4 separate regions of the Mus musculus genome follow, and all the other regions are linked to region 3. A link is a loop called in an ENCODE intact Hi-C map of the cell type or tissue named here. Cell type or tissue: left cerebral cortex. All regions are shown on one strand.

The links. A loop is a pair of places that touch in the nucleus more often than their neighbours do. Peaks named below come from ENCODE experiments on the same cell type or tissue, not always from the same donor. Only the 100,000 strongest peaks of a DNase experiment are listed, where the experiment ranks them.
Region 1: a loop joins it to region 3, with 3 times the contacts of the local background. A loop is called at or near these places in 5 of 42 quality-filtered maps.
Region 2: a loop joins it to region 3, with 2.3 times the contacts of the local background. A loop is called at or near these places in 8 of 42 quality-filtered maps.
Region 4: a loop joins it to region 3, with 1.9 times the contacts of the local background. A loop is called at or near these places in 4 of 42 quality-filtered maps.

Annotation. Positions count from the first base shown.
Region 1 is chr2:102,087,559-102,095,558 of GRCm38, reverse strand. All of the region lies in intron 2 of Ldlrad3 (low density lipoprotein receptor class A domain containing 3), which reads left to right. Among named protein-coding and RNA genes, the nearest start is that of Ldlrad3, 95 kb to the left of the region's middle. In left cerebral cortex, a CTCF peak has its summit at 3,864 (motif pointing left); DNase peaks (open chromatin) are centred at 642, 929, 982 and 3,831; H3K27ac peaks cover 672 bases.
Region 2 is chr2:102,297,820-102,305,819 of GRCm38, reverse strand. Trim44 (tripartite motif-containing 44) reads left to right here. Exons shown (of 5, transcript NM_020267.2): 5 at 1,316-5,701. The coding sequence ends at 1,343. Among named protein-coding and RNA genes, the nearest start is that of Gm34268, 55 kb to the right of the region's middle. In left cerebral cortex, no CTCF peak of the experiment used is centred here; a DNase peak (open chromatin) is centred at 3,074; H3K27ac peaks cover 2,189 bases.
Region 3 is chr2:102,396,284-102,404,283 of GRCm38, reverse strand. It overlaps Trim44 (tripartite motif-containing 44), which reads left to right and starts at 3,384. Exons shown (of 5, transcript NM_020267.2): 1 at 3,384-4,271. The coding sequence starts at 3,600. In left cerebral cortex, a CTCF peak has its summit at 3,781; DNase peaks (open chromatin) are centred at 3,170 and 3,624; H3K4me3 peaks cover 2,582 bases; H3K27ac peaks cover 1,523 bases.
Region 4 is chr2:102,312,202-102,320,201 of GRCm38, reverse strand. The region is part of intron 4 of Trim44 (tripartite motif-containing 44); the gene reads left to right. It also overlaps the pseudogene Gm13868. Among named protein-coding and RNA genes, the nearest start is that of Gm52521, 50 kb to the left of the region's middle. In left cerebral cortex, no CTCF peak of the experiment used is centred here; DNase peaks (open chromatin) are centred at 3,461 and 4,897; H3K27ac peaks cover 1,157 bases.

The DNA.
Region 1 (8,000 bases), 310 kb after region 3:
CTGATAGACTCTCTAGGTTCAGAGAGAGAGGGAGGGGGGAGAAAAGGAGGGAGAGAGAGAGAGAGAGAGAGAGAGAGAGAGAGAGAGAGAGAGAGAGAGAATCTCAAAACATAGAGGCAGAAGACGCCTGATGTTGAGCTCTACCTTGTGTGATGCGCGCGCACACACACACACACACACACACACACACACACCACTCCCCCAACCAACCTCCCTGGTGCAGGGGTGGGCATCTCTCTTTAGTGCCCTGCCCAAGTTTTCAGTATTAGGTGGCTATGCCTTTCATAATTCAAGAGGCTCCCAGAAGAAGCTGTGACTCTTTATGGGGAATCATTTCATCATTAAAGCTTATGTCTACCCAGACAGTGAAGGACCAGGTTCTTGCTCTGCCCTTCACCCCCCTCCCCTCCTTGCAAGGCATGGTTGAGAAGAAAACATCAGCTGCACATTGAATAATCGTGCTGCGATGCAACTCTCACCTTGGCGCATGTGAACGACCGAGAAAACAATGCCCGCTTTCCTTGGGCTCTCTAGTTAATATCCCTTGGTCTTGTGCCAGCCTCTCCCTCGACTTCTACATTTCAGAAGTATTTTGTTTTCCATTGCCGACAGGAGGAGTACAAAGGCAGATGGTGTCATCACCTAATTTGTTAATTCTGCCAGACTTTCTTCTCCTGCCAATCAGCAGTCATCCTTACCGGCTCATGTTTAAGGACAGCCTTGAGGAAAATTACAGAGGAGCAGTGTCCTGTTTACCCTGCGAATGAATGCCGAGGGCTTGGGTAAAATCAGAACAAAACAAACAATTTAAAAGCAGCACAGTGGCTCTGAGTGAATTCAAGGGTGGGCAGCGAGGCCGCTGCAGAGGAGCAGCAGGGGAGCCCTGGCTTGCTGTTCTTGACCCTGCCTAGAACTTAGCATGGGGTATTTCTTTCTGAGCCTTCCTTCCCTTCTAAAGTAGAAACGTGCCCTCCAGCACCTTCCCTGGAATACTGATTATTTACAGGATTGACATCATGCAGTTCTTTGAATTCTCTCCTGGCTTCAGAACAGAACTGTGTAAAACAGCAACAGAAACTGTGGTGAAGGAATGTGAGCCACATGTGGGCCACTGCTGGGGCCGCATCGGGGTCAGTGGATGCTTGCCTTGCAGATGTGAGGATGTGAGTTCATTTCCCTGGAGCCCTTGCTTTTTGTTTTGTTTGTTTTGTTTAGTCTTCTGAGAGAGAGACAGAGACAGACACAGAGACAGAGACAGACACAGAGAGAGAGAGAGAGAGAGAGAGAGACAGAGAGAGACAAGAGACAGAGACCCTGGTGTGGTAATCCTACCACTAGAGAGATGGTGTCTTAATTAGGGTTTTACCACTGTGAGCAGACACCGTGACCAAGGCAACTCTTAAAAAGATGTTTAATTGGAGCTGGCTTACAGAATCAGAGGTTCATGCAATATCCAGGCAGGCATGGTGCAGGAGGAGGTGAGAGTTCTACATCTTCATTTGAAGGCGGGTAGAAGACCCTAGGCAGCTAGAATGAGGATTTTTGTTTGTTTGTTATTGTTTTTGTTTTTTGTTTTTTTTCGAGACAGGGTTTCTCTGTATAGCCCTGGCTGTCCTGGAACTCACTCTGTAGACCAGGCTGGCCTCGAACTCAGAAATCCACCGGCCATGCTCCAGCACTGCCTGGCGAGAATGAGGGTCTTAAAGCCCATGCCCACAGTGACACACCTACTCCAATAGGGCCACACCTTCTAATCGTGCCACTCCCTGGGCCGAGCATATACAAACCATCACAGATGGTAGTTGAGTGGATGCCTGTGATTTTCTTGCCAGCCATCCTAAACTACTTGGCAATATCCAGGACAGTGAGAGACCCTTAAACAAACAAAACAAGGTGACCAGTACCTTAGAAATAATAGCTGAGGTTATCTTCTGGCCTCCACACACATGTGCACACCTACCAACACATGCATGCACATGCACATTCATGATCACTTATACACACACACAGAATATGGGCCTGGTGTTCATGCTTGTATTTCTAGCACTCCAGATGCTGAGGCAGGAGAATTGCAAGTTGGAGGCTAGCCTGGGTTACATAACAAGTTCCAGACTCCATTGGGCTTCCAAGTGGGAACCTGTTTTAAAAGACAATCAATCAAAACACAAACAAAATAATGTGGATAGGTGGTTGGGTGGGTGGTTATGTTGATGATGGATGGGTATAGGTAAATGAAGGAGTCAGTGCATGGGTTGATGAGTGCATGGGTCTATTTTCAAACCATTGGTGGGAGGGAGGGATGGATGGATGATGGATAGATGGATGGATTAACTGATTGGTGAGTGGGTTAATGCATGTTTAGGTAGATTGATGGATAGATTTGTCTTGGTACATAAAAAGAGGAATACCTCACTCTGTAGCCATTCCTTCCCAGAAATCTTTGTCCCCTCTCTTCCCCGGCAGGTAGACCTTCTTTCCTCCAGTTCACATAGAACTGTGTGTTTCTACCTATGACTTGTCAGCATCAGATGCAATAAAGGCCATGGGTGTTTGCTTTCTAGGGCCATTAGATGTTTTCAGACAGCCAGCAAAAGGCCTGAATTTATCTTGCTCAGTTTTCCCAGCAACAAGCACAGTGCGCTCCCAGCATAGCGTATATTTGCTGAGTGACCCCATCGAGGAAGAAAGACTTTGGAAATGCACGGACAACGTGTCCTGCTCTCTCGTGGCCGCTTTCTCGGCTAGGCTTTTCCTAACAGGTAGCCAGATAGGGTTGCTAAAGAGCAGCAGGGTTCCTTCCATCTGCCGCATGCACACACAGAGATACAACCACATACAGAGACACACAGACACAGAGACAGACAGGCAGAGAGATAGACAGAGACAGACACCTCCCCCATATGTCTCTCAAGACTTTTAAAGGACCTCTTGATTGTTTTAACAGCCTGTCTTCACAACGTCTCCTTCTGCTTCATCCCTGTTCCTGCCTGTTAAGTAACCATTCTTCCCACAGTTGGATCCCAGTGGATGTGAACCCTGGGACACCCCTCCCTGGTCAGCATTTGCGGATACCTATTATCTTCATCCTCTGTCATTACATCCTAATGTTTTGCTTAGATTTTAAGACAGGGACAGAGGCTAATGAGGGGCTTTTGTGCCCAAGAACTGTGGACCCTGGCAGCTTCAGTGGCTTTTGTATTTAATTCCAGGGAGGTAGGGTACTCATAGTGACTAACAGGGTTTCAGGGGAAGAGACAGGCAGCTCAGCCGGCTGAAAAGATGCAGCCCTCCTCAGATCAGCTGTTGCTCAGGCAGCCTGGGTGTTCCTATGCAGGGAGAATGGCAAACTCTAGAAGACCCCCCCTCCCTCCCTCCTCCTGGTTGTTACTGTCTCTTTCGCAGGGTTGTGCAGGAGCCAGCTCTTGCTGTGGGTGAGCTGAGCGCTCGAGCTCCCCTAGGCTCTACTTTCCTCCACTCTAAAGGGACTTGGTCACGTCTAAGCACCAGATACCTATGATTGTCCCTGTGGGAAGACAGAACCGTTTGCTGGCACACGAGCACATGTGTAGGAATAGATTTTGAATTGTTTACATATGCAAAAAGATTGGACTCCTAGTGAGCAGAGTATACAGAGGCACTCTGGGGTCTGTGCCAACCTGGGAATATTGTTGCAACGTTGTACACCAGACTCTCTGCTCAGTGCTCTGCATGGCTGATATCATAAAGAATTTAGATTGCCACACTAAATCCCACAGACACACACCCTTTATATAGGATTGAAGCTTACAGGAAAGGTGGAGCCAAGATATGAATACAGACATTCCAGAGTGAGCCTAAACCATTGTTATGCTGCCCCCTGCAGGTCAGTGTATGGCCTGGCTCATCAGTGTGGAGGGTTTTGAGGAGCCTTAGAGATTAGAGGCAAGACCCTGTACAACATATTTCCTCTGCAAAAAATGGGGGGGGGGGGGAAGAGCTTGAATATTTAGTAGCTGAAGCAAATTCTAACTGCTCTTCAGTTCCAGAGCATGCAGCAGGGGCTTGAAACATCAGAACCACAATGGGAGTCTCCCTCAGGGGTGCCTTTCCTGGTAAAAATCGACAGCTGGGGAGCTGGCTCAGTTGGGAAAATGCTTGCCTTGTAAAAGTCGTGAGAACCTGAATTTGAATCCCAGGATCTTTGTAAGAAGCCAGGGGTGGGAGTTCACATGTGCATACCTGGTGATGGTGAGACAGACGACAGACAGAGACAGGAAGACCCCTGAAGGCTTGTGGGCCACTAGCCCAGCATACTGCTGAAATCCCAGGCAGGTGAAAGACCCTGTCTGAAGCAAGAAGGCTGTCCTCTGATCTCTGTGTGTGCATCCTTGTACCATCCCCAGCACACACAAACCCAGCAGGAACATCTCTGGGCTCTGTGCACTAAAGATGTCTGGCAGGTTCCTAGGACCACTGACCTCAGTTCCCAAATCCTCCCTGAAACGGTCCCTGATGCCTCCAGCTTTATAAGTCTTCAGAAGCTGGAGTGGAGGGTGGGACTCTGTCAGTTGAAGATTCTAGTTCAGTAGGTCTGGGGCAAGGCTGGCTGTGCAATAGCAACCCAGGTGGTTGCTGCTGCAGCGGGTCTGAGGTCTGTATACCTCAGGCCTCAAGTCTGTGTTTCCCAGGGCCTAAGCTGTCTGCATCAGAATAATCTCAGACCTTCCTTCCATAAGCAGTGAGTCTCAGATGAAGCTTAGGAAGTTTCTGTAACCACTCTGACAAACACTGCCCTGTTCCTTGCTTTCTGATAGTCGAGGTCCCTCGTGGACTGAAGACAGGTCACATAAGATTAGTTCACAGGTCTAGGTAGGGGATAGGAGTGTCCTATTTCACTGGATAAATCCACTCCATACTCAGACTTGGGATTTCTGCAATTGTTTCTTCACATCCTCTTGTCTCTCCCACGGCCTCCTGCCTGCTCCTCTCTTTTCTCCTTTGCTGTACTTGAGTATGTGCCTTTGATACTCCATATCCTGGCTTTTGCATCTCTCTCAGTAATGAAATTGCTGCACGGATCCCCAGGAATCTGCTGTTAAATTGGGCAAAATTGGGCAGGTAGTGATGTCCTTAGGTGCCCTTCATGCAGACTGGGCGAGATCCACCACATTGTCCCTCCATGATTAGCTGGGGTGGCCAACCATCTTTCTTGTTTGCCCTCTTCCTTCTTAGTCCTTTTTCCCTGGGCCATTGTTCTTCTGGGAGTGGTTCAACCTTTCCATATAATAATTCTGTCTGGGTGACATCTGCCTTTTCTATACTGTAGTGTTGCTGCAGGGGGTTCCATACTGCATGTCTGATCCAGTCACTGCCCTCACAAAAACCATGGAGCGCTGCAGCTAGGCAGCCTGAGGCACATGCTGGCTGGCCTTGCCACTTGTCAATGGAGAAATCCTGTATGCACTGCTGAACTTCTCTTGACTATAGTTTTGAATGTGGCAGAGTTGGTACAGTGCCGTCCTGGTTAGCTTTTGTTGTCAAATGGATACAACCTAGAATTACCTGCCATGGGGGAAATCTCAAGAGAAGAATTGCCTCCATCAGCTAAACTTGTGACTATATGTGTCAGCCACTGTCTTGACTGAGATTTGAAGATCAACATTCAGGGCCCAGCCCACTATGGGCGGTACCATCCCTAGGCAGGTCGACCTGGAGTCGACAAGAAAGCTAGTTAAGCATAGTGCAGTGAGTTAGCCTGTAAGCAGCAGTCCTCCATGGTTTCTGCTTCTGTTTCTGCTTGAGTTCCCGATCCGACTTCCCTCAGTGCTGGGTAAGGCCTTTCTTCCCCTAAGTTTTGTTTTATCATTGAGGCAGAGGTTGAAATTGGAACAAGTCTTTAGCTGGGAAGTTTCTATTCCCAAGGCGGAGGCCTGTTGAGCTCCCCATGAATGTCTGCCTTGAGTTTTCTTTAATTATCAGGAATAATGAATTGAAGTAATAGCAATCTCAATGGGCCCAGATCACAATAGAATCCAGTGAGGCTTTGAAGTGCCTTACAAAACACCCTTATCTGGCCCTGTGATTCCCACTGGCTGCGCATCCCTCTCCCATACTCTACCTTTCTGCCCTGTCTCACAGCTCTTTACGTATGTCCTGTCCTCTGTGCCAGTGCCTTTCTGCCAAGGCAGGGGGAGGGGATCCCTTTCAAACTGCCCCTGATTCCTGCAAGAAGAGAGGGTCATCTCTCCCTTCCTGTTCCTGCTCATTCTCGGGGGCTTTTGTGAAGCACATGTGCATCTCTCTGTACGAAACGTGCATGATCGTCTCCTTGACATGGTGTGCTTCTGAAGTTAGGCTGGCATCCCTGGTACAGCTGGGACTCGCTGTATGTTGTGTGAATGGAGGAATGATGGATTGGCGCGGGAATTCAGAAGCTGATCCAGTGGCTCAGAGGGCCGGCCTTCAGGATGCTTGAGATGATCTTGCCTTGTTATAGTTGAGAACTTAGGAGTGAACCTTGAGCCCTCTCTCTTCCTAACCATCTCTCTGCTTCACTAGTTCAGCCAGCACTACTGCTAAAGCAGTAGGTTTCAGCCAGGCATGATGCTAACATCTCACAATGATGGAGATGGCTTCGATGGTCACTCCTAGGGCCAGTGCTAGTAGATAGTGGGCAGGGGCTAAAAGTGATGGAAAACCCCATAGTTCACAGGGAATCCTCTGCACAGCCAAGAATCACCCAACCCTAATGGGCTGAGTTGAGGAACCCATCCTGGAGAATCAGAGTCCACCCAGAGCTGTCCATCAGTATTCGTTGTTTTTCTCATTTATGTGACCAGAGACCTGTCAAAAGCAATGTATGGGGGAAGGAATTGTTTGGTTCATGGTTTGAGAGGGTACAGTCTATCACAGCAGGGAAGGTATGGCAATAGGAATAGGAGGTGACCAGTCGGTCACACTGTATCTGAAGTGAGCAAGCAGAGAGAGATGAGAACAGTGCTTCTTGCTTACCCCTCCTTTCCTTTAAATGACCTAAGCCTAGACCGTGGGATGGTTCCACCCATATTCAGTTGCATCTTCTCTCTTCAATTATACCTGCCTGGGAATGTCCTCACAGATATACACAGAGATGTGTGTAACTTTAATTTTTTCAAATCCTATTTTTAATGATGGTTCTTAAATGCTTTAACCTCCCCTTTATCCCACCACCCATCAGAGTTAGTGAAAAAGAAAGGATACAGGGAAAGTGGACCTGTTTAGAAATGGTTTTTGGAGCAACTCCTGTCTGAGTTGTCTGGAAATCGGCAGTTCAGTTCACGGGTCAGCAGTGGCAGCTCGATCCACTTGCAAACACTTCATGTTTACACCTGCAGTCCCGTTCAGTAGAGTTGGGATAGCAAACACAAATCAGCAGCGGTGGCACTTCTTAGCAGAGACCGCCAGGCCTCAGCCTCCAGAGGAGTTAACAGGAGGGGCCAGGAGGTGTGCCTCTCTCAGCGAAGGTCAGCGAAGATGAGCAACTAAGAAGCATTGCACAGCTAGCTCTACAAGCAAGCCTAGTCAGCCCCAGTCACTGTTAGCCACATTCTATTTACACAGCCTCCAAACATCATGTGGCCTTCAACTGACATCACTCTGCCAATCAGTCTGAGTCCACAGAAGTGGCAAAAAAGCCACAGCATGCTACCAGAAGTTTTTTTTAGAACATTTCTCTCTGTGGAGTCCTGAAAATGGAGCTCAGCTACACAATGTAAGGCGGACCAATACATGCATGTTGTTAGCAAAGAGTCCTTCATCACGTGTTCTTTCACGTGCTTGCTTTGGCAAAACGTGTTTTCTCCTGTGTCTGCTTCAGTGAAATCTTCCTTCAGGAGTCTGCCTTAGTCTTTCACCTGTGTCCACTTCAGGAAAACACTCCTTCCTGTGTTTGCCCCAGCAAAACACCGTCTAAAACAACTGACTCTCCAAAGAACCCTTTAAAAGTTTCCACTTTAGGTGTGTCTCCTGTCCTCGCTTGTCTG
Region 2 (8,000 bases), 98 kb after region 3:
TAATCCTTTTCTGAGAACTTTTCTAGGTCATAGCTGGGAGCTAATATACTATAAACCTTTTCTGTCTCCGCCAGCTTGAAACTTTAGACTTCAGTCAAAATTAAACCTTGATCTTAAGGACCCTGGGTTCTTACATCTCAGAGATTTTCACTTTCTTCATCTGGACAGTGCAGAAAATAGTAATTGCAACATCCTGGGATTGGAGTGAGTAGTGATAGAAAAATGGGGTAGACAACACCAAATTCTGGTCGTGTATTTCTGTGTTCAGGCTTAATAAGCAGGAGATGGAGGTGACCCTTACTCATCTTTGAATTGGTGACCTCTAGAAGTGGATGAGGAGTACCTAGGCAGGTTGCTGGTTTTGCCTATTTGTAAATGTGCTCATTCCTGTTGCCTTTCTTTCTCTGGCCATGTCTTTTCCTGGCCCCGTCTTCTATGATGGTGTACTGTCCAGAACCAGACCAGTGGTACTTTAACACCAAGTATCTCAAATAATAGTCATGCCTATGGGACTATACACTTAGGTTCTGACACTGAAACACTGACACCAGGAATCCTCTGCTTATCTCAGTAGTGGCTGAGGCTGTTTTCAACCCTGTCTGTTCCTTCCATTCTTTCTTTCTGTTGTTTTTAGAGGTCACTTCTTTATGATACTGTACAACTACTAGATGTGTCGTCACTGGTAAGATAGCATTAATGCTACCCTTATATACTTCAGGAGAAGGGGGATGAGAATAAGATCCAAACTATAGAATTCAATAAGAGCAAAGAAGGAAGGAAGGTACACAGAGAATGACCCAGTGACCTGTTGAGGTAGAGCACTTCCTAGAGACTGACTACAGCGTGGATGAGACCTTGGCTCTGCCCAAGGCAAAGTGCAATTGATTGATTGCTGCTGATGCTGCTGATGATTGGTTTTCTGATCTAATAATAGATGTCTTAACACCTAGAGGAAATAAAACTGGTTTCTACCAGCAGTTTATTTTGTTAATTAAAATTTTAAAATTCAGTCTGACAATCTTCCTGCTCTTTTACTTACTGGTTGTATACTGGGCATTGTGTATTTTACACGTGTTCTTAATTGATTCTCCCAGAACCCAAGATAGTAAGTCCTTTTTTTTTTTTTTTTTTTTTTTTTGTAAATTTTCATGACAACGGTAGTTAAATTTAGAAATCAGAAATCAAAGCAACTAAGACACTTTGCTGTGGGCCTACTGCTCAGTCATGATAGAAGCAGCACAAAGCTGTCAACCTGTACTGCGTTGCCTCCTTTCTGTGACGTTTGAACTCACTTGCTTCTCCTTTTCCTTTGTAGCGGTGCCAGTGAAGAAGAGGACACATGAAGACTTAGCATTCCCTGCAGAAAACGCCCCTTCCCCGTGTGTGTGTGACAGCGTGTATGTAATGGCTTCTGATATCTGTGAAAGCTGCCAGGCAACAAACTTCTTCTACTGGAAATGTCCCCAGATCCACAGCAGGCACACATGTTCCCAAGGGACCAGGGGTTGTATGCATTCTGACTGTGTGCTTCTTGTTCTCTGTGGTAGGTCATGGGAAGAGCCCTTTTGATCAACTTGGAGGGCTCTTCAGCTAACCCCCCAATGGCTGCTTTGAACTTACTCAGGAAAGCCAGCCCCTGGAATATTGTGCAAGTCAACACTATCACTTCCTTAGGAAGGTTCTAGAACATCTCGAAAGGATATCAGTTTTCCTTACCTGCAAACAGAAAACAAACCCACTTTGTTTGTACTGAAGCTTAAAGCAAATGTGGCCAAGTGGGGCCAAACTGACTCAATAGGCAGTCTGTCATAGTCCAGTTCTGCCTCTGTGAAAAGTGTTAGGGCAACTGGGTTAAAATAGGGTTGGAGAAAGAGTCCAGAGCTAGAAAGAAGATATTTTTAGTATGTGAGGTTATCTAGGACTTAAGTTTCATAATTCAGTGCTGTGGAAATGGGAAAATGATTGAAAAGGTAGAAAGGAAATGACCTTAAGGACTGGGGTGAGGCACAGAAATCTGATTAAAGGTTGAAATCAGTGTTTCAGAATTCAGATTGCCTCAATTTTCCAAAATGGTCACTAAAGCATCTGATAAAACCCAGAATTCTTCGGCCAGCTGTGTGGATTAACAGGCCTGTCACAACATAAAAGGCTGGCATGTATATTGGCAGGTGGAGATTGTCACTGTAAAACTTAGCAGTTTCACTCCGAGGTTAGTCTATGGTGGTCAGTGCACTGTGAGGGGAATCCTTGTCCCTCCCTGGCAGCTAGCAAACATTCCTCTATTTACTATAATTGGAATCCTCCCTTCCCCTGCAGCAGGCCGTCAGCTCACCTCACACAGCCCAGTTTTCTCTTCATGTAGCATGTCCAGGCATGCTCCAGAGCTGGGTTTCCTGGCCTTCCCACACTCCCAGATCACAGTCTCTTACAACCATGCTTTTCAGGATCCAGGAAGTAGTAAGTGTGCTGGGAGATACCCAACTAACTGCAAGCTCACAAGCACCACATCTTCTTGAGACATCAGTTTTTCTTTCCAAATGATTTGAAGTCAAGAGATGACCATATTTTTTAATGGAACAAATGCTTATGTTATACAAGAGAATGTTCATACACCTAAAGTGCTAAACTAAAATAGGAAACTTGGAAGGAAACTCATATTTGTAAGTGGACAGTGATTCTATCTCCTCTGCTTGTGTGGTATTTCCATGTTCACTTTGAGATTTTGTCTGAACTGGATTCAGGCAGCCTTGGGGTTGCTGTTGATCAAGGTCTAGACTTCCAGATCCAAGGAGTCCACCTTGGAGTAGTACATCTCCCTTTTCCTGTCAGCCAGCTTGCCTGTGTACTTATCACAAAGCTTTAGGGGCAGCTAACATGTGTATGTACAGGATAGTTCTGAGGCAGAAACAGCATAGACTTATTGTAGGAGTCCTATTTATGTCATTGTTCAGCCCTGTGCATGCTAGAAAATGATTTATCCCTTTGAGGCCAGGAAACTGCCAAGCCACTCTGCTGTAGGCTAGGATTACTGAAACTCACCACACATACAAGGATATTGGGGCAGAGCGGAGTGTGAGATCTAAAAATATGTATACTTTCCCCAGCTGGTGGCTAGTAGATGGCTTAGACAATTTTGGTGTCTTACCATCTGTCTGCAAAGACTGGAGAATTTAATACATCTTGAGTTGACAACCTCCAGTGATATCCTGTTCTGCCAAAATTTTAAAAGAAGGGCCACTGTAGAAAGAGTGTAAACTATCACAAGATTGAAAAGACTTGACAGTTTGGAAGCTTGTCTTGTCTTTCTCAGTAATCATTGATCTTTACATGTTGACCTTATATTAGCAATGAACAGATCATTGCCTCTCCACCCAATCATGCTATTTCTTTAAATCAGTATTTGGGGAATGCAAGCATTTATGCAGTGGTTATAAACAGAAATATAAGATTTGCCAACCTGTCTCTTTAAATTACCATCTCTCTGAAATCCTCAAGGAAAGCATTTTCCCTTTACTTAGTAAGGGTTTCAGATTCACTTTATGGGCTCCTGCTGTCTTCAACACTGATAAAACTTTAACCAGAAAAGCATTAAACACAGCACAGCAGCCCCTAGCCCAGATCCCTAAGTTCCTAGTGGCAGCATTTATCAATGTAAGAACAAGAATACTTTCTGTACTGGTATCAGCTTCGTCCTCAAAGCTATGACCTCTTACTTGGCCTTGTGCCCCATAGTGAACGAAGCTTCTTGCCTTTCCAGGTCAGTGTGAGTTAAGATTGTCAGAGTTGTATGTGTCCTGACAGACTGTGGACAGCAGGGTTTGCCCAAATCATCAAGTGATACAGGTAATGAATGTCTCTAAAATAAGTTGGGTCCTCCAAACAAGTCCTGGATACCTTCTGAATGTTAAGTTTCTGAGTGCTGAGAGTAATTTGTTCATTGGTTTGGTTTGATACCGTTATATCTATCTAGGGCAGTTCCAAGAAGTGCTTGACTTCTCAGCTCTAACAGCCAGTAAGAGTAAGTAACCTTAGTACAGGCAATGAGCCTCTGTAGATGTGCAGAGGACAAGTCACTTGTCTGTAGTTGCTAACAAACAATGGAACCAGTTTTGAGCACAGCACTCCCTGCTCTGCAGTCAGCCCTCTGCCCCACACCATGACTCACCTACAGATTGAGAGAGAGAAAGGCTTTCAGTTCCCCCAGTGTAGTATGCCCATTCACACTCGGAATTCTTTTTCAAAGACATCAAGATGGCCTTAGTACTCTGCTCTAGTAGATGTTGTAAGTATTCATTGTTCCTTCCAGGAGCTGGATTTTTGGTACAGTCCCCACAAAGGAAAATAAAGGCCTTCAAGAGTGTAAAGTTTTTAGACAGAGTTGGAGGTAATGGTAGTCTTCTAACATTATCTAAATATCTCCTGCTTCATTACTATAGAAAGCAACTCTTCATGTTTTAGGAAACCCAGCTACCATGTTTGTACTCTGAGAAGGTGCCAATACAAATCACTAATTTTGGACTCCCTTCCTGGAGTGTGTGTGTGTGTGTGTGTGTGTGTGTGTGTGTGTGTGTGTGTGTGTGTGTGTGTAAATGAGAATGAGATTTGTACACACCCACATATTCTATACCACTTAATTAAGAGTTAAGTGAAGTTCAAAGCAGCCCCTGGTGATCTTACTTAACACCACAAAGTTTTCTACTAGGTCCATGAAAGTATAAACAGATAATTGGAGTGTGACTGCTGGCTTTCCAGAATAACCCACTTGTGGTAGATGTCAACTCTTACAGCTCCAAGCCAAGGTGACGACAACCCAGCCCTCTTCCACCATGTCTAATAACATGGGACATGGTAGATGCCTTGTCATTTGGTGACCTGGATCTGGGCCCGAGTTTAGAGCTGCAGAATTTATAACCTTGTAGTAGTCAGTGGTCTAAGAAGTCCTCTCTCCCCACAGAGAAAATGTCTTGCTGATTCCTGATATTCTACTCTCATAAGCTGTTCAGTACACACTTCTCAGTCAATTGGTTGCTTGTTTACTATGTGCTGAGCACATCTAGATTTTTTGTTTGTTTAAAGTTAAAAGTCCCATTATAAATCAAGTCTAACCCTGCCCTAAGAGAAAAGACCCACAGAGACTGCACATCTCACTGACGCTGCCTTCACCCATTAGTGTTTGAGGCCCACCATCCTATGGAGCCAGGTATTCCCACATCATTCAGATCACTGGTGTTTCCCATTACTGTTTGAGGCTGAGCAGAAACACTAACAAGGACCAGAGCAGGAACGGGAAAATAAATGAAGACACTTGGAGTGCACTGTTGAGAAAATAGCCAGAGTCCATGCTGGGCTTGATGTGGCTTTAGGGGACCAATCATATATACTTTATGGAAGTTAAACCTGACCAGTCTTTACAGTGACAGGCCACAGCGCGTGAGTGGGTAGAACCAACAAATCCATTGTCTTCTGCCTGTTTTTGTGTGCACAGTCACATTCCCTCCTTAGTCATCTTCCCCTTCCACTCTTTACACTAAACAAGGGAACACTCAATCTTTCAAGGGAATTACATATCTGAGTTAATGTTTCAGTATATCATTTTCATACTGTAAATTATTTTGTAAGAGAGATTTACTGCTATCCCAGGATGTTCGGACTTGGCGCCCCTGTGCATTTGGAAATCAATAAACTATTACTGGAAATACCATTTGTCTCTCAGAGTTGTTCACAAAGGACCCTGCTAAGTATAAATATCCATGAGGATCATATACATATACATACACATGTCTGTGGTAATGCTGGAGATGATGGTTAGATGTAGGGACCTAAGTTACTCCTGATCTCTTAAAGGGCCATAGGAGGCTTCTGGAAGGTGGTGGAGAGTAGATCAGAGATATTAGGTAAGATATTATAAGGTAAGTGTTTACTCCTGGGATCTTTTCAGCTTTGTGACTTTGATTAGCTAGGAAGATTGTCAAAATTTAGTTTTTGATAAATGTTCTTTTAAAATAAAAACTAACCAGCACCCTTGATCAAATTATAGTTAAGCTAGCAGTACCATCTCTGTGGGACTTTAAAGGTACCTATCTGAATATAATTGATGAGAGAATTAAGTGATAAGTAAACTCATTTTAGTCTGGCTTCTAACACAGGGCAAACAGTTGTACTGCAACTTGGAGTTATGGATTCCAGTAGCCCAATATGAAGATTAGAGGTGTTAGATCTATGGAATCTGAAATTGCAAGCCTTTCCAAAAAGCACAAAACATAATGCCTCAAAATCCTAAAAGCCATGAGCAGGTATGCTCATGAGCCCTGATCTAACTTGCTTCTATCAAATGTGTCTTCATTTGCCCTTTCTTCATGGTACTATGGGAGCTTTAGAAAATTTTGCAAAACAGGGCAGTGGAGTCAGACAAGGTCACCCAATAGGCCAAGCCTGGATTAAAGCCCCGGGACAGAAGACTGTCTCCTGGGGCAGTCATTATGTCCCACTTCCTCCCCAGTTGCTGAGGGTACCTCCTCTGCTGGGGGATTGGGAGGTGGCATTGCCAGGCACTGTAGCACTTGGTAGTCTTCAGAATTTCAGATCACAGTGTATTGCCAGGTTTTTCATCCCTGCTTCCCATGCTGGTCCCTCAACACCACATTCTATTGCTCACGTCCTTCTCGTTTTAGTGCCTTTCCTTTAGACAGCTCCGGTTTTTAATTGATAATTTCTTGATTCTGTTTACATGTAGCTTCATTTCCTTTATTTTATTTCATAAAAATATGAAATTGCAGCTTGTTTGGAATCTCTCCTGGTCTTCACAAGGCACCAGAGTGAGATATGCTCAACAGGAAATCAGGCTACCAGCACCTTTATTCAATAAGCAGGAACGATGTCTCAAATGAGAAACAAGACCATTTGGAGTCATTCAGTGGCTGCCCCGAATGCCTGTTTGTTAAATATTGCAGTTTCTAGCATTAAAACATTTAATTTTTGTTAACAGTAATAGCTACCATTTAGTCAGCTCTTTGTCTAGGCCGGGGACTCTCCTTGGTACTTTTCACATTGCCCTATTCAATTCTCAAAGCGCTAATACTACCGTCTCTCATTTTATGCTTAGAGATCTTTTACTAAACAGAGAGCCAGGATTTAAATCAAGGCTAACATACTATGGGGTCTGCTCTTCATACCTAGCCATACTGAGTCATCTGGTTTGATAAATAACATGTTGTCCCTGGCACTCTGTCCATGCAGTTCAGCTGTGAGGTAAATATTGGGTCCTTGCTTTGTATAGCCTGGAAAACAGGACAATAGAAGGACTGAAGGCAGCAGTGCAGTTCTTTTCTGCCTCAGGGCTGTGCTTTACCTCCTTCGTTTTAAGGCAGTAAATAATGGAATCACTGAGAGACAGTGTTCACTGCTGCTTTGACTATGGACTTAGACTCTCCAGAGACAGCCAGCTCTGATACAGAGTCCATACTTTAATTAAACATCATAGCAACCTGATGTAGTCCCATGCCTGAGATGACTACAGTATGCCATTTGATATATAAAAATGGCTCCCAATCTTCATGCTCCTTGAGGTTTCATTTGTTACCATTTACCTGGTCTCAGCCATTTGATAACTTCATTTATTCATAGTTCATGAACATAATTCCAAACAAATGGCTTGAAAATGAATAATTGAGACAACTGGAAAAACCTTCGAAGAAGTGCAACTCTTTGAAAAAATGACTAACAAGTAAAAACTAAGCAGCCAAGCCTTCTGCCCAGTGGAAATAAATGCCAGGAAGCAAACATGCAAGATGCCATACGTCTTACCATTGGGCACCTTCCCAGAACTGTTCTCACTTCTCACACAATTGTAAATGTTTGACTAGTTTTCAGGTCTACAGAGATGGAATTTAAGGAAGAGGAGTGGGCTTCCAGAGAAACCAAAGTCAAGGAAGAAAAAGTGACAGCAGTAGACAAAATGTCAGGTGGGCCAAAGGAGCTCAAATCTCATTTATAGAGGACAC
Region 3 (8,000 bases):
TATCGAAAGTCCTTCCCACACAGGAATAGGCCTGAATGCCCCAACCAAAGAAATGCCGACATATACATAACAACTGGGCTGAAGGATGCTGACGGACCTCCCATTCAGAGCTTCCTAACTTGAACAGATTATTTCGGCCTTGCTGAGCCTATCCCATCAGTGGAGCTGGGAGTCCGAGAAAGACTGATGTTAAGATGAACAGGACTTACACTTGAGAGGCTTACCTTACACCATGACTGGGAGCTTTATCCACATTTACAGTCAGTTGAGATGCTCTGACTCTGGAGTCCTGCTACCTGGGTTGAGACTTCAACTATGGGAAAAACTGAGAGTATTTTACTTCTGGGAGATGCATAGATCATTGAAGACTGCCGAAAGACAAACTAGGGTAGCCTTTAAAATGATTCCCAAAACTCAGATCTTTTGATATTTATGCCCCTGGTCAGTTTCTTCCTACATTTGATAGGACAATATTATCTTTGTGACCAATGATCTATGTTGGAAATGATGGTGTATGGCTTAGGTCAGACAAAATATTATGTCTTTTACTATATCCTCTCTTGCTTTGGGGAACTTCAGCTTACTAAGATAGTCAAACGGTCCTATGAAAAATAGGTCCTCCCAATGGCCACATGAGCAAGCTCACTTGCAAGTAATTATGACATTTGCAGATTAGCCTTTAAATGCCTATACAACGTCCTTGCTTATATTTCTAAGCCAGAGTCGCACATAGTTAAGCCACTCCTGGATTCTTTACTCATGGAAATGAAGTAAGACAACTGATGTCTGTTATATCAAGGTTCTACATTGTAAGGTAATTTCCCAGGAAGTAATAGATTAGTATGTTAAGGCTATCTCTAGATGTTCCTAAAGACTACGCCCAGGGAGTTGAATGGTTCTACTTTCAATGGAAAGTAGTAGGGAATCTGATTACCTTACAGAATCTACTAACTAGGTCCCTAGACTTTATAAGTCCCCCCCCCCTTTTTTTTTTTTTTTTTTTTTTTTTTTTTGGTTTTTCGAGACAGGGTTTCTCTGTATAGCCCTGGCTGTCCTGGAGCTCACTTTGTAGACCAGGCTGGCCTCGAACTCAGAAATCTGCCTGCCTCTGCCTCCCGAGTGCTGGGATTAAAGGCGTGCGCCACCATGCCCGGCTATAAATTCCCTTTTTAATATTTCATCTACTTCTCTAAGATTTTTTCCATAGAAGGCTCAGAAGATTACTGAACATCACAGCATTGTGTTTTGTTAAGTTAGAGTTAAGAAGAACCAAGAGAAATAATGATAACATGTTACTTCCTCTTACCAAAGATGCTAGGGACCCTTAAATGTGTTTTTAAGGGATTGTTGTACTAGGTATTGAACCCCATACCTACCTGTATGCTAGGTAACTGAGTTGCACTCTCCACAATTTTTCTTAATTTTGTTTTGAGTCAGTGTATGTCAAAAATGCCTTTTAAGATTTATATTCATTTCAAAGGTTTTGTAAATACAATGCCATTGTGTTCCTAAAGCCTCAGCCCAGATGGAAGTAACCAAGCAGCTAACACTGCTCATAGATCCACTAATGCAGGAGTCTGGGTTGTCATTGGTCAATTTCTTTTTCCAGAATGGGGCATCAATCCCTGTTTTGAGTGAAGACATAGAAGTCATTTCCTGAGAAATAAGTGGATGGAAAACAGAGATGTGCACAGGATCGGAACAAAACAAATTATTTTTTCCAGCATTCTATAGAATTGTTCTGAGGTTAAAAAGAAAAACAAACAAACAAAACTCTTAATTTTCTAAAAAAATATATTTAACAAAAGCTGCACAGAGATTAAATGTACATTAAGAGACATCAAACATTATTTAAAATGTCAATTAATCTACATTCCTTGATGTTTTTGTGGAGATCTGGAAATCCTAGCACTCTTATTTAAAGAAATCAGACCATTCATCTCTTTCTCCTTCCCTTCTCCCCACCCCCACTCCTCTCAAAGATAGAATCTATGTTTCCTTGGCTGTCTTGGAACCCCTAAGTCGAAGGTACTAGCCTCCAACTAAGAGACCCACTGGTCTCTGCCTCGCAAGTGCTTGAGAGTGTGCATCACATGCCTAGCTATTTTCCATTCTGTAATCCACTTTCCTCTGCCCCACTAGAGCAAAATGTCCTCCTTTCTCTCTCAAATACATTTTTTTTTCTGTTACTGGAGAGACAACCATAGATGGTAGAGAAGGGGATGGCTACATTACCAGCAGCCCACCAAAAATGTCTTATGTTTAAGGTATGAAATGACCTTTGAAGTGTCATTGTCAGCATTATAAATTATGCTAAAATTAATAAAGCTTACTGATCACTTCTGTACAGACTCCTTTACATTTAATCCACAAATCCCCACGAAGGAGATATTGCTATTATTTCTATTTTACAGAGTTTGGTGTTTTTTGTTTGTTTGTTGTTGTTGTCTTTGGGGGGGGGTGGTTTTTAAAACAGAAAGATGAAGTAATTTGTCCATGATTACCAAACCTAAGTGGTGGCCTTAGGATTTGGGGACTCTAGTGGATAAAGTTCTAAAATCAGGCTTTGAAAACACCACAAGAAGATCTAGCACGGTCTGGGGCACTTTAACATTGTTTAATGTGTATCAACCGCTTTCCTTTCTCTTGGTGTCGGCTTGGAATCTAGAGTGACCAGTTAGTGACTGGGAGTTGGCATCTCACTTCAAAACTATGATCCCCCTCACCTCCCTTCACCTGACACAGCTATTACTCAGAGATTCTGAACCCCTAGGAGGCCGGGATGCAAATAGACTTTGCAAACACACAAGGCACAGTATTGCTTTGGATCAAAAATGTTGCGTGTTTGCTCAGTCAGACTGAGACCTCAGTAGCCTAGAAGAACACACACAGCCCTTTTGGGGGCTTTATGGAAATCCCAGGCGGGCAGGTTCGGTGTGATAAAGAGCCTTGGGGCCTTGGCCCCTTGAAAATCCGGGGGCTGTGATGGGGCGGGGACAGTGTCTCCAGAGTGACATAAGTCCGCAGGGACCGCAGGCTAGTGGTTTTCGGTCAGGTTGACACCTCCAGGGAGGGCGTGGGAGAGGCGGGGCCCGTCGCCCTGCTCTGCGAGGAGAGATTGCGCTCGAGCTTCTCCTTCCGGGGGGGATGCTCAGCCCCGCGGGAAAACGCAGAAAAGGGTCCTTGCCGCTTTAAGTGACTCAGGAAGTGAAAGGAGGCCGCTGACGGCGTGGGTAAAGTGGAACCGGGGCGGCGTGGGCCCGCGGCGGCCGCGATCTTGCCGGGCAACGGAGGCCGGGTTGCGCGGCGCAGGGGCCGACGGGGCGCAGGCTGCCGCGCCGGAAGTGGCGCGCGAGGGACGGGGCGCGGGCGCGGCGCGCGGCGAAGAGACCGAGCGGGCGCCAGGCCCAGCGCTGACGGCTGGCCGGGCCCTCAGGCCTCAGCAGCTGCAGACGCGGCGCGGCGCAGCGCAGCGGCGCGGCCCAGGCGGGGCGGCCGGCCAGACCCCGGGGGTAAGCGGGCCTGCGTGAGGAAGGCGCTCCGCGCTGAAGGCGGAGAGCACGCCAGCCGCTAGGCCTCGGCCTCGTCCCTGCAGCCACATGGCCTCCGGAGTGGGCGCGGCCTGCGAGGAGCTGCCTCCCGACGGCACGTGTGACGAGTGCGAACCCGACGAGGCGCCCGGGGCGGAGGAGGTGTGCCGCGACTGCGGCTTCTGCTACTGCCGCCGCCACGCCGACGCGCATCGCCAGAAGTTCCTCAGCCACCGCCTGGCTGCCTACGTCCATGGCGCCCAGGCCTGGACTCCGCCGGCCAGCGGGGGAGACGACGCGCTCCCCGAAGACGGCGAGGCCAAAGGGGAGGCCGAGGGGGAGGTAGAGAGCGAGGTCGGGGAAGAAGAGAGCGAGACGGAGGTAGACAGTGAGTCGGAAGAAGAGAGCGAGACCGAGGAAGACAGTGAGGATGAGAGTGACGAGGAGAGTGAAGAAGACAGCGAGGAAGAGATGGAGGATGAGCAGGAGAGCGAGGCGGAGGAAGACAACCAAGAAGGGGAATCAGAGGCAGAAGGAGAAACTGAGGCAGAAAGCGAATTTGACCCCGAAATAGAGATGGAAGCGGAGAGAGTGGCCAAGAGGAAGTGTCCAGACCATGGGCTGGATTTGAGCACCTATTGTCAGGAAGATAGGCAGCTCATCTGTGTCCTGTGTCCAGTCATTGGGGCTCACCGGGGCCACCAGCTGTCCACGCTGGACGAAGCCTTCGAAGAACTGAGAGTGAGTATCGGGCATTCAGACATGTCTAAGGGGAACAGGATCCCCGATTTCAGATAGCCTAGCTGTGACCACATTCATTTTCATGTATCAACAAGACGAGTCGCCATGTTGGAAGCCGTGCCTAGTCTACCATTTTGGTTGAAATTGTCAAGTTGTCAGTTCTCATCTGTGAACATACAAGAACACAGAAAATCTTGAGTATAGTTTCTGACAGTTTGCAAATTACTTCTCCCTGGAATTCAGATAGGCCATTCCTTGAGAACTGTGACGCCATTTAGGCCCATTTCTATACATGATCACCGTTGTTAGGATAAGTGTTTTGACTTAGGGCTCTTGCTATGGTAACTCAGCCCACTTGGAAAACATGAGAAAGAAACGGTGATTTTGACAAAACCAAGGAGCTGGTTCCTCTAGTAGAAGACTCGGAAAGTGGCGGTACAGGTGTTGTGGTGTGTGTCTTGAGTTGTCTTAGGTTCCTTGTTGTTTGAGACTTGGTAGGAAACAAGTATAGCTGGTAGGCTACATTGGTGTGGAGATGGAGGCTTTTATGTTCACTGGCTAGATTTGGATGTATTCAGCTTGGCCCTGTTTTTGTCAGCATTAGACATCTAGTAAATATTGATTGCATTTGGGTTGCCTTCTATGTATACAGCGATGGCTAACATTGATAGAACAGCTTTTCTGTGTTCATTAAGTAATAAGTGTTTGGTAAACGTCTGTTATGGCTTTTGTTTCCCTATGCAGTCTTACAACTGCTGGCCTCAAAATAACTACTATTTTGATAATGAAAATACTGTGTATTAATATTTCCTTTATTCCTACTTTTATTATGAGAAGTACACATGCAGAAGTGTACAAAATATATAGCTTAACAAATAATCACAGAGCAAATACTCCTGAGACCTCCACCCAGACCAGAAATCATTATTAGTACTTATTATTACTAATTGTATTATTAGTAATTAATAGAGGTATTACTGACTACTATTATTAGTAATATTGACATTTCATAACTCCAGTTATAACTGTGTTTTGGTAGCCATTTTCTTGACCTTTGGACTAACAGTTTTCTTGGTTATCTTTGTGTTTACAGCATTTGTATGCATCTCTAAACTTGAATTGACATTACGGTTTTTACATTATTGACACGCAGTGTTTTGAGTTTGTTTGTTTTTCTTTTTTTAAAGACATTTGTGCAATTCATTCATTGACTGCCTGTGATTTATTTTTCATTGGTGTATTGAATTCCATTTTATAGATATGCCAAAAATCACTGTGTACATGAAATCTGACTTGTTTTCAGCTTCTGGAATTTCTTGCTTTTATAAATAGTTACTTAGCAAGGTGGCTCATACCTATAATTCCAGCATTCCACAGGTGAGTGCAGTAGGATCAGAGTTCAGGGTCAATCTCAGTTCTCTAGCGAGTTTGAAGTCAGCCTATCATGTGAGGTTCCTTTCTCAAAAACAAAGTGGCAAACCCCTCAAATAATAGCTCAGGTGTAAGTATTCTTGGTCATGCTTCCTGATACCCATTTTTCTATATTTAACTGGAAATAGTACCGAATGTTAAACCATCTGCTTTCCAAGTGGTTGTTCTTGTCTGCATGATTATAAAGACACTTCTTGTCCTGAGTATTCACCACCACTTGGTATTAATAATATTTTTAATTTTTCTTACTGTGCTAATTATATAATATGGTATATTGTGGTTTTAATTGCATTCCTTTGGTTTCTAAGTATCTTTTGTATTTCCTCTTTTGTAAAGTACTATCAGGTCAAGTGAGCAGACTCAGAGTTAGATTATCTTTTTTTCTCACTAACTTATAGGAATATGTGTGTATTCTGGTTTTTTGTTTTTGTTTGTTTGTTTGTTTGTTTGTTTGTTTTTTCTGAGACAGGGTTTCTCTGTGTAGCCCTGGAACTCACTTTGTAGACCAGGCTGGCCTCGAACTCAGAAATCCGCCTGCCTGTGCCTCCCGAGTGCTAGGAGTAAAGGTGTGTGCCTGGCTGTGTATTCTGTTTCTTTAGTGTTTGTATCTATTTTTATTATCTTCTATTTCATGGATTTTCTTTTCCTTTCCCAGTATATTAGTAGTACCATGAAATACTGGCTGCTACACAGTAGGTCAGTAGGTCAGGAAGTATATTTATCAGAAGTTGATAAAGTAAAAGAGGTGGTTTGGTATCTAGTCTCTCTTAAGAGGTTCTGTGGAAAGATCCTTCAAGGTCTCACTCAGCCTTGGGAGTTCCACTAAAGCCCCAACTTGAGAATATTTTGTTGTTCATCTGGGATGACAGCTTCACTTTCATGTACTTCTTCCTGTTGGCTGCTTGAATATCTTTAACTTGGGGCTAAACTGTTGGATGAGGAATGAGCACTGATACTCATAGACCTCTCTGAGTTGAAGACATAATCTAGTCAAAGAACAAAGCTTTATAGTTCTGGTATGAGGGGTTGAGATGAGAAATAGTATGAGAAATGCAAAAACCTGGGTCATGGGAGGCAGATGCTCACAGATGGATGGACAGTCAACATTATGAGTGGGAAAATAAAACTGATTTTTATTAAAATATCGTTTTGCTTTTTTTGTGGGTTTGAGTATTTAGAGAACTATGAAGAGTTGTTTCTTGGCCTTTTAAGATAAGATGGAGTGTAGAGCAGAGTTACAAATGGTCTGACCCGATGTGGGAATTTAGAGAAAGAAAGTGGTTTTAGCTAGAGGCATGACCAGGAATGGTTTATTTGAGAAAGTGGTATTTGAGACATGCTTTGAAAAATGGGAAGGATTTAATAGGTATGATGTTAGATAAACCTTCTCTATCCTGCCATAGCAACAATCTGTATGCATTTATTGTAACTCTGGGTTTTATATCAGTGTTAGGTTTGTTCCCTCTATGCTATAAACTCTTATAAGTCTAGTAGTATGTATTAGTCATCATTGTATTTCCAGCACCTAACACAAGGCTGATCAGATAATAAACACACATGAAATACTTGTTAAATGTGTGTTATAAAGTATAATAATTTTATCTAATTCTAAGGCATTGCTGAAGAAGTGATAATGAGATTGTGTTGTAGTGTATCAATATTTATCTTGGAACTAAGTTCAACAATACATAAAGTAATGGAATAACTTTAGCAGCAGTTTATATAGCATGGATGTGTATTTCTCCCTGTTTTAAGTGAAGTCTAGATGTAGGCAGTCTAGGGTTAGAGGAAGGAAGCATTGAAGTTGTATCTTGGTGCTTGCCAGCTCCTTTCTGATATCTTTGTTACAAACCGAGATGGCCTCTGAAGGTCTGGCCAGCAGTTCTGACTTCTAAGATAACAGACAGGTGAAAAACACACCCCTCTATTTTCTCTCCAGAAGTATGTATTCTGGCTTAGGTTTCATGGGGCAGAACTTAATCTAATGGTTTATCTAGTTACAAGAGAGAATGGGAACTGATTTCTCCAAGCTATAATATGACAAGTTAAAAGGTGACACTGTTATTAAGGAGGAATGGTAGGGGGAATCGTGATAATCTTTGCAGTCATAGCTGCGTCATGTTGACTAATTCAGTCAGCTTCTCTGAGTTTTGGTTTCTTCTAACATGAGCTTGGTATGTGCCCCTATGGCCTGGCAGGACTTTGGATCTTTATGAAGCCTGATAGGGTATAAATTGTGTTGAATTGCAGATTCTGACTCAGTCCTCAGGGTAGTAAGTGAAAATCACAATTTTCACT
Region 4 (8,000 bases), 84 kb after region 3:
CTGGTGGCACTAGTATTCAGAGAGACAAATACCACCCCCCCAAAGTTTACTTGGTTTATTTTCTTTATTTTATATACCCCTTTCTTTGATAAATGATAACCAAAAGATCAAAGAAAGATCCACCAGAGAGATTGTATTAGGTTTATTTTCTTTATTTTATATACCCCTTTCTTTGATAAATGATAACCAAAAGATCAAAGAAAGATCCACCAGAGAGATTGTATTATAGTTACTTGAGACTGGTTAGGTTGAAACATCTTTTGATCGGGTGCATGGAAGCTCTACCATACTTTGCATAGCGCCCATGCATCTACTAATTAATGAGAACTGAGTGATGCAGGCCTGAAAAAAATCCACAGTCAGCCCCCACTTTCTATTTCTTGGAAACCATGGGTTTTATAATTGGGCAAATGTGGGCTCCAACTGTAAGCCTCAGACTTTACATATATAAAGCATAGCCATCCATGCCAATTAAAACAATTAAAAGATAAATGGGGGGGGGGTCATCTTGCTTTTTACATACACCAGTAGTTCCCAGCCTCCATTGCATTTATTTTTCCAGGGCTTTGTCTGCCCATTCTCTTCAGTGAACAAATGATTATAACTAACCTTTAGTGGGTTAGGCCCAACGGGGCCCCTAGTACTATAAACAGTTTGACTGGAGAGATACCTGGAGAATCAATTTGTGGAGAAATAACCATCTCTCCAAATGAACAACAACAAAAACAGACTTCCAGGGGCTTTATTTAAACTGTGAGAGTTGTTACATCTATCTATCTATCTATCTATCTATCTATCTATCTATCTATCTATCTATCTATCTATCGGTCCTTAAAATAGTTTAATAAAGGAGTGTCTTTGTTGTCTCACAGCAAATGATCTTAAATATAAAAACAACCCCCAAAAGAATTCCCTTCTCCTAGAATTAATGCATGAAATCCTTATTCTGTTAACCATTCCTTCACATTTATCCTGGGTTCAGTGAAGATTTCCAGGGAATGTTTAAGAGTGGGTTGGGAAAGCAAAGCAATCTATGTATTTTTATGTTAACTTCTCATGCTAGTGTAGACTGTCTGTAATACATTGTTCTGTATTAAATAAGGCAGGTTGGGGCTCCGAACATAAGCATCCTGAGACTCTTGTAATCCTTTAAGGAAGCAGGAGCAGAGCAATATCTTGTAGATGTCTACTGTAGGCAGACATTGTCCTCATAATATTTCATGGAAACAGGAATCATTTACCAGTGTTTTCTATGCTATAGTCATAAAGAGTCACAAGCAAGAAAACTGAGGTGGGGGAGGGGGGGTCAGTTTTTCAGGAGAGTTACTAAGAAGTGGAAAGATCAATTAACACTTGTTTCTCTTGGACATGGCTGCTAGGCTTCTTGAGTCTGAAAAGCAAGATTGGAAGTTTTGACAGCAGGGAAGCCTGTCATCCAGATTGTTGACGGTGACCTTCGGCTGGGTAGCCTTAGCAGGGACTTAGGCTTTCTTCGGGGCATTGTCCCCTGGTGCTCTTTTGGGTATTTTGTACTGTTCTATCTGGCAGAGCCTTTTAGTAGGGCCAGCAGAGAGTGACTATTTTATAAGTATTGTAAATACCACGGCACTAGATTTGTGTTGAAATAAGCACAGATTCGGATGGAGTCTGAAGTTATAGAATTGTATCATTTCAATGTCATAGGAAAATTGGCTTTAGGAAAAACAGAGGAAAGTAAATGTGTCTTTAACAATTCTTACCTGTGTTTAGCACCGTGTTCACACATACTAGTCCTAGCCCCCTTAAAACTGGGCGGTTTTCTTTCTCCAGTAAAGCCTGACCATCCATCTACCTTCATCCGACCATCTCAGTGGTTACAACTTACAACGGGCTCATCCAGCAACTAACTGGTACGCACCTGGGTTATGGTAGTCCCACAGCCAATGTTTGACTCAAGCAGATGAACAATTCAAATATATGACAAGAATAGTTAAGAACCCCCCACCCTTTTATTTTTCAAGAGAGTGTTTCTCTGTGCGGGACTGTCCTGCTCCTGCCTCCCAAGTGCTTCAACCACCCATTGAAGAGCAACTTTTATAGAAAGGCCTTTGCTTCCTGGCCTCTGCAGAGCTGTTGAAACTAATGAAGGCCCTGGATGTTTCTCATATACTCTCTTACTCAGAATCAGTTACTTCCTCCAGGATGCAGAACACTTTGAGTACAGAGCAGTCCGCTTTGTTTAATTTAAACTAGATGGCATGTAATAAGTGGAAGGCTACCATGTTCAGTTCCCTCTGTATATGTTTCTCTCCTTTCACTCATCCCTCTCCCCTGTTGGTGTTGTTATGGATTGGGAGGGGGCGGGGGGGGGGTCTTCTAGTAATGACCAGACTGGTGCTGTCTCTCATCGGATAACACTGGAGTACAATCCAGAAAAGATCCTCTGGTAAGATTGGCTGAAGTAAATGTTATAGTCACCTTTTCAGATGACTATAGGAACCTGTCTTAGGAACCTGCTACTTCTATAAGTAACAGATACTGAGCATGAGAACATGTGAAAAATGTATAAGGCCTTCATTATTTTAAACAGGTCTGCAGAGGCCAGTAAGCAAAAACTCTTATAGAAGTTGTTCTTCAATGGGTGGTGGTGCACACCTTTAATACCAGCACTTGGGAAGCAGAGGCAAGCCAGCCTAGTCAGTCTACAGAGTGAATTCCAGGACAGCCAGGGCTGTACAAAGAAATCCTGCAGATTCAGCTGAGTTCTGTGCCTGCTGTCTTCTCAGCTTCTTGAATATTGGATTAGGGTACAGGTAGAGAGAGTTTTCATAGCATTTTTTCATTTCCCAGTAGTAAACATATGTACTGCAAGAGAGGAGATAGGTGAATAGGAATCAGGCACCCCAGTTATCTTCTATAAATCATCTACTCAGAGTCCTGGAGAAGTTGTTCCACAGAGACCTAGGCCTTATTGACAGAAGACATCTATGTCTCCCCCAGAGTTTCCTTTCCCCATTAAGAGAGTTTTCTTTCTGTCCCTGGCATGAGCCTTAGGACAGACAAGTTACTTTGGCTCTGGCAAAAAGGGACCCCCAGGCTCTGTTTAGAAGCAAGTGTCTCTTCTTCCAGACCCTCAACATTAGGACACTGGCTCTTGACACACTTTGATGCTGAGTCTCAGACCAATTCTGTTCATATAAGTACATTTCCGCAGCCTAATGCCTGCCTACTTCCCCCTCGAAGAGTTTAGATTGAGTTACCACTGGGTATTTGTTTTTCTTTTTTCCTAAAACATCTGTTTGTGCTGTCTTGGGGGAATGTTGCACAGAATGTAGCCTGAATATTTTAAACATTGCTCTTGTTCACATTTTGAAGTGCTGGCAGTGTGGTAGACGCCATATGGGGCTCTGACACCTTTCTCGTCTTCTATTCTTTCCCGTCTACATCCCCCATCTTCTTAAGAGACATTTCAAAATGACCCATGAAAAGAAGCCTGGGAGCTGCTGATGAGTCACTTTCAGCCTACTCTCCCATGCTTTATCTCTAGCTATTCTGGACTCTTCACAGCCCTGTGACCATGCTAAGCTGTTTCACATCTTCCAGAGTTTATTCAAGCTGTCCCTCCACCTGGCATGCCTCCCTCCTGACCCCATTGTCTTCCTGGAAAGTAGTAATCCATCTGTCAGTAATGAGTGATAAAACCATTTCTTACTTGTTATATGAGAGTCGTCACTTCCTTCTCTTGAAGTGTGCAGACTACTTACATTTTTGCACACTGTAAGGTACTTAACTATATTTCATTCCTTTTTCATTTGCACATAGTAGGGGTTCAGCTACTGTGAGATGAAAAAGACAAGAATAGAAGTTACAAAAAAGATTTGAATGTGGCTGAGTAATAATTATTAGGCATTATGTTAAATACTTTCCATCTTTTATTTATTTAATACTCATGTTTTCATTTTCCTGAATAGCCCTGACACAAGCACTCATCATTTTTTTATCCTATCATCTTGTTTCCCTTTCTTCATAGCACTTTCTACTCAGTACAATTAGTTTGCTTATTGTTTCCTCATTGGAAATTAATGCTCCATGAGAGCTAAACCCTTGTCAGTCATTCTCGTTCTATAAGGCAGCACCTATTAAAGTGCTTGTCTTAGTCAGGGTTTCTATTCCTGCACAAACATCATGAACAAGAAGCAAGTTGGGGAGGAAAGGGTTTATTTGGCTTACACTTCCATACTGTTGTTCATCACCAAAGGAAGTCAGGACTGGAACTCAAGCAGGTCAGGAAGCAGGAGCTGATGCAGAGGCCATGGAGGGATGTTCTTTACTGGCTTGCCTCACCTGGCTTGCTCAGCCTGCTCTCTTATTGATCCCAAGACTACCAGCCCAGAGATGGTCCCACCCACAAGGGGCCTTTCCCCTTGATCACTAATTGAGAAAATGCCTTTCAATTGTATCTCATGGAGGCATTTCCTCAATTGAAGCTCCTTTCTCTGTGATAACTCCAGCTGTGTCAAGTTGACACAAAACTAGCCAGTACAGTGCTTAATATATTACAACTGTTCAATGAATATTTTCACTGAAAGAATGAATGACTTGATGACTTTGTTCCACAGATCACTAAAATAATGGATAATGAGGTTAAATGGCTTTGTCAAAGGCACATAATTCAGATGACAAGTCTGGTCAGGAATCCTGGTCATATTCTTATGTAGGTAATGCTAGCATCGTGTGCTGTCTTCCTTAAGGGTTCTCCAAATAGATAGACTTAATAGCACTAGAGGTCTTCTTTTCTGTCGGATGCAGTTTCTGCCTTGAAGTTCCACTTCCTCCACCTTCGCCTCATCAGCCAAATGAGGGATATGCTACTAAGAGAATGTGTCCTAAGTGCCAAGCCTGTTACTGAACTATGGGCATGTGAGGACACATCATCTGAATTTAATTTAGATTCCATTTTCCAGAGGAGAAGAAAATGAGCCGAGCTGAAAACTACTACTGTAGAACTGAATAAAAAGCACACTTGGTGCTTCTGACACTGGACAGACAGAACTGAAATTGACCTGGTGGACTCCGTTCTAAATGTCCTGAGTGATTCTTTTTCTCATGTGTCTTGGTGGTGGGTCTTTGGCATGACTATTTGCTGGAAGCTGAGGGAAAAGGCTGCCTTTCAGTAAGGTTATAACAGGAAAGTTGAGACAAGCTATAGCTATAAAAGCTGAAGGGAAAAAATAATGTAGCTGTTGTCTTACCCCCTTTTGACATGTCTGTTGGGGATTCTTCATAAGATGAAGACATTTTCTAGCAATTGTCACCAAAGTGAAGTTTTGAGTCTGCCAGGGCCTTGGAAAATCTTTAGCATTGAGGCATTAGCTAGAAGCTAGTTGGGTAGATGCCAAGAGATTAACTTCACGAGCCTTCTAATGGATTGCCTAACCATCACTGAGTTTCCCTGCCAAGTGTTAGAAACAATGAACAGGCCTTGGTTGTAGTTGTAGTCCTGCCTAGCTCTGGGACCTTGAGATGACACTTTCTTATTTTTTTCTTCATTTTCTTTATCTATAAAATGAAGTATCCCTACTGCTACACAGTTGCTGTGAAAACTGAATATAAAAATGTGAGCAAAGTGATTACCTCAGTATCTAACAAATAATTACAATATTCCTATAGTGAATGCTTGTAATGTAGCTGGGCCCTCTTTTAACAGTGTAGAAATTTACTGTTTATGTGTGCTAGAATAGAGTCTTGAAGATCAGTATGTGTTTTTTTTCTACTAGTGGTCACAGCCACATTCCAGTGTAGCTTTCCCACTACTGGATCCAAGCTTCAGGTGACATTTCATCAGAATGAACAGTGACTTAAACACTCTTTCACCTGGAAGAATGTTTACTCTTCCAGCCTGGAAGACTTCATGACAGACATTCTTACCTCTCTCCTACCATGGGTCGTTAAAGCCAGGGGTGAATGATTCAAACTCTTGCAATTGGATCTCTCTTGAGACTAGCTCACAGCTCAGTTGCACAACCCTGGAAGATTCCAAACATGTAGCTATTTAATATGGAAGCAAGATGAGAACTTTCTTTTATGGATATAAATTGGCTTTTGAAGTTTTCTCGTTGAAGATGTTAGATATAAGCTTGCTTCTGCTATGTCTTTGGGATTGTTTGCATGAAGATAGCCTCCATGGCTCATATATTTGAATACTTAGTCCCCAATTGGTAGAGCTGTTTGTGAAGGGCAAGGGGTGACCTTGTTGAAGGAGGTATACAACTAGAGATAGGCTTTGAGGTCTCAAAAGTCCATGCCATTCCCATTTAGCTGTCAAGATAAAAGTTGTCAGATACTAATTCAATGCCATGCTCGCCTGTCTGCCTGCTGACATGTTCCTCACCATGATAGTCATAAACTCTAAACCATCCAAAATTTTAAGCCTCCAAAACTCTTTCTCCTATAAGTTGTTTGATCCATGCTATCACAGCAATAGAAAGGTAACTAAAATAGCCCTCAAAGATAAGAGTTTTACCAGTCCATTGACCAGACCTGCCCTTTATCAGCAAGGCTGTTCTTTTATAAGAGCAGTCATTGTTTGTGATATAGCATTTTAATCTACTCTTAGTATTGGAGTGGTTATATAGACCTCATTTTTTTTCAACCAACTAGAAAAGAAAATGGGCTTTCTGTTTACCTGTAAAACCTGTTAACATAGTTGCCTGAACAATGTCTCTAGGACCAACAAGTGACATAGTCTGCTAGAAAAGTTTCTCAGAATATCCATTCTTTATGTGATGATTTCAGTCTTTTAGATATTCATAAGGTGTATGAAGATTATACCTTGTTCACTCACATGCACACATACACACACGTGTGTGAGTGTGTATACTCTATATCAATATATTCTCTAGATAGAGAGACCATATATATACATATATGCTAATCTCATTTAATTCCTTTTAGCAACTCTTTAAAATAGCTAGTTACTAATTTGTCCTCTATTTTCAAGTAAAAGCACAGAACTCAAAAGCTCTACTAACTGGTAGAGCTGTGACTCAAACCGGGTATGTTTAACTCCTAGATCAGCATTCTTAACTCTTAGTCATACAAGTAGCACTAGTTTATTAAGAGTTGTAGTTCTTCCAACATATAGTGGTCTATATATTTCAGACCTTAACTCACAGTCATCATGAGACTCACACCCACTCACTACTTTTCATATAGAGATGAAATTAGTGATAAGAACATGTATTTATTGATCTTTTCCCTTTTCCCCTTCTACCTTGGTAACTTGTAAGATCTAGGAGCTTAGATTAACTGAAATTTTGAAGCCCAGACTTTATTAAGTCTTAGGTTTAAGGTTTTTTTTTTTATTTTGGTTTTGGTTTTGGTTTTGGGGTTTGGTTGGTTGGTTGGTTGGTTGGTTGGTTGTGTTTTTTGTTTGTTTGGTTGTTGGTTTTTGTTTTTAAGGAAACTGCTTGAGATTTGGTTTCTATTATTGATATGCCAAGAGAAGATGAGAAAACTGGGTCAGGTGATTTCCTGAAGGTATAGGAAACAGGGAAGGCAAACTTGGGCTATTTTCTGCTTCTCATTTTCCACCCCCTTGAGTTGCATGGATCCTAATAGAGGGTATGGAAAGGTTCCTCTCAATTCTCACCATGGAAGATCAGCAATAATGTGTTATCCACAAGTGTTGTAGGAAGGAAGGTCAATATAATGTCAGAGAAAAGGAAAACTTACTGTTCTCCTGCCATTTGCCTCTAACAAACACCCTTCCTCCTCACCCTCCTCTTCCTCTCAGTGCTACTTCAGTTTTCTGCAAATGCTTTAAAATCATCCAATTTGTGGCAGGAGTGTAGGGAAAATGGCTCTCCTCACATTCTCATTCCCATGTGAGTAATGATTATAAATCAGCACACAATGATTTCTGCCACACAGATGATTTAACAGTAGTGTATCAAGAGCCTTTAGAAACACATACCTTCTCTTTCTGTCTCTTTGGTCTCCAAGACAGAAGCAAGATGATG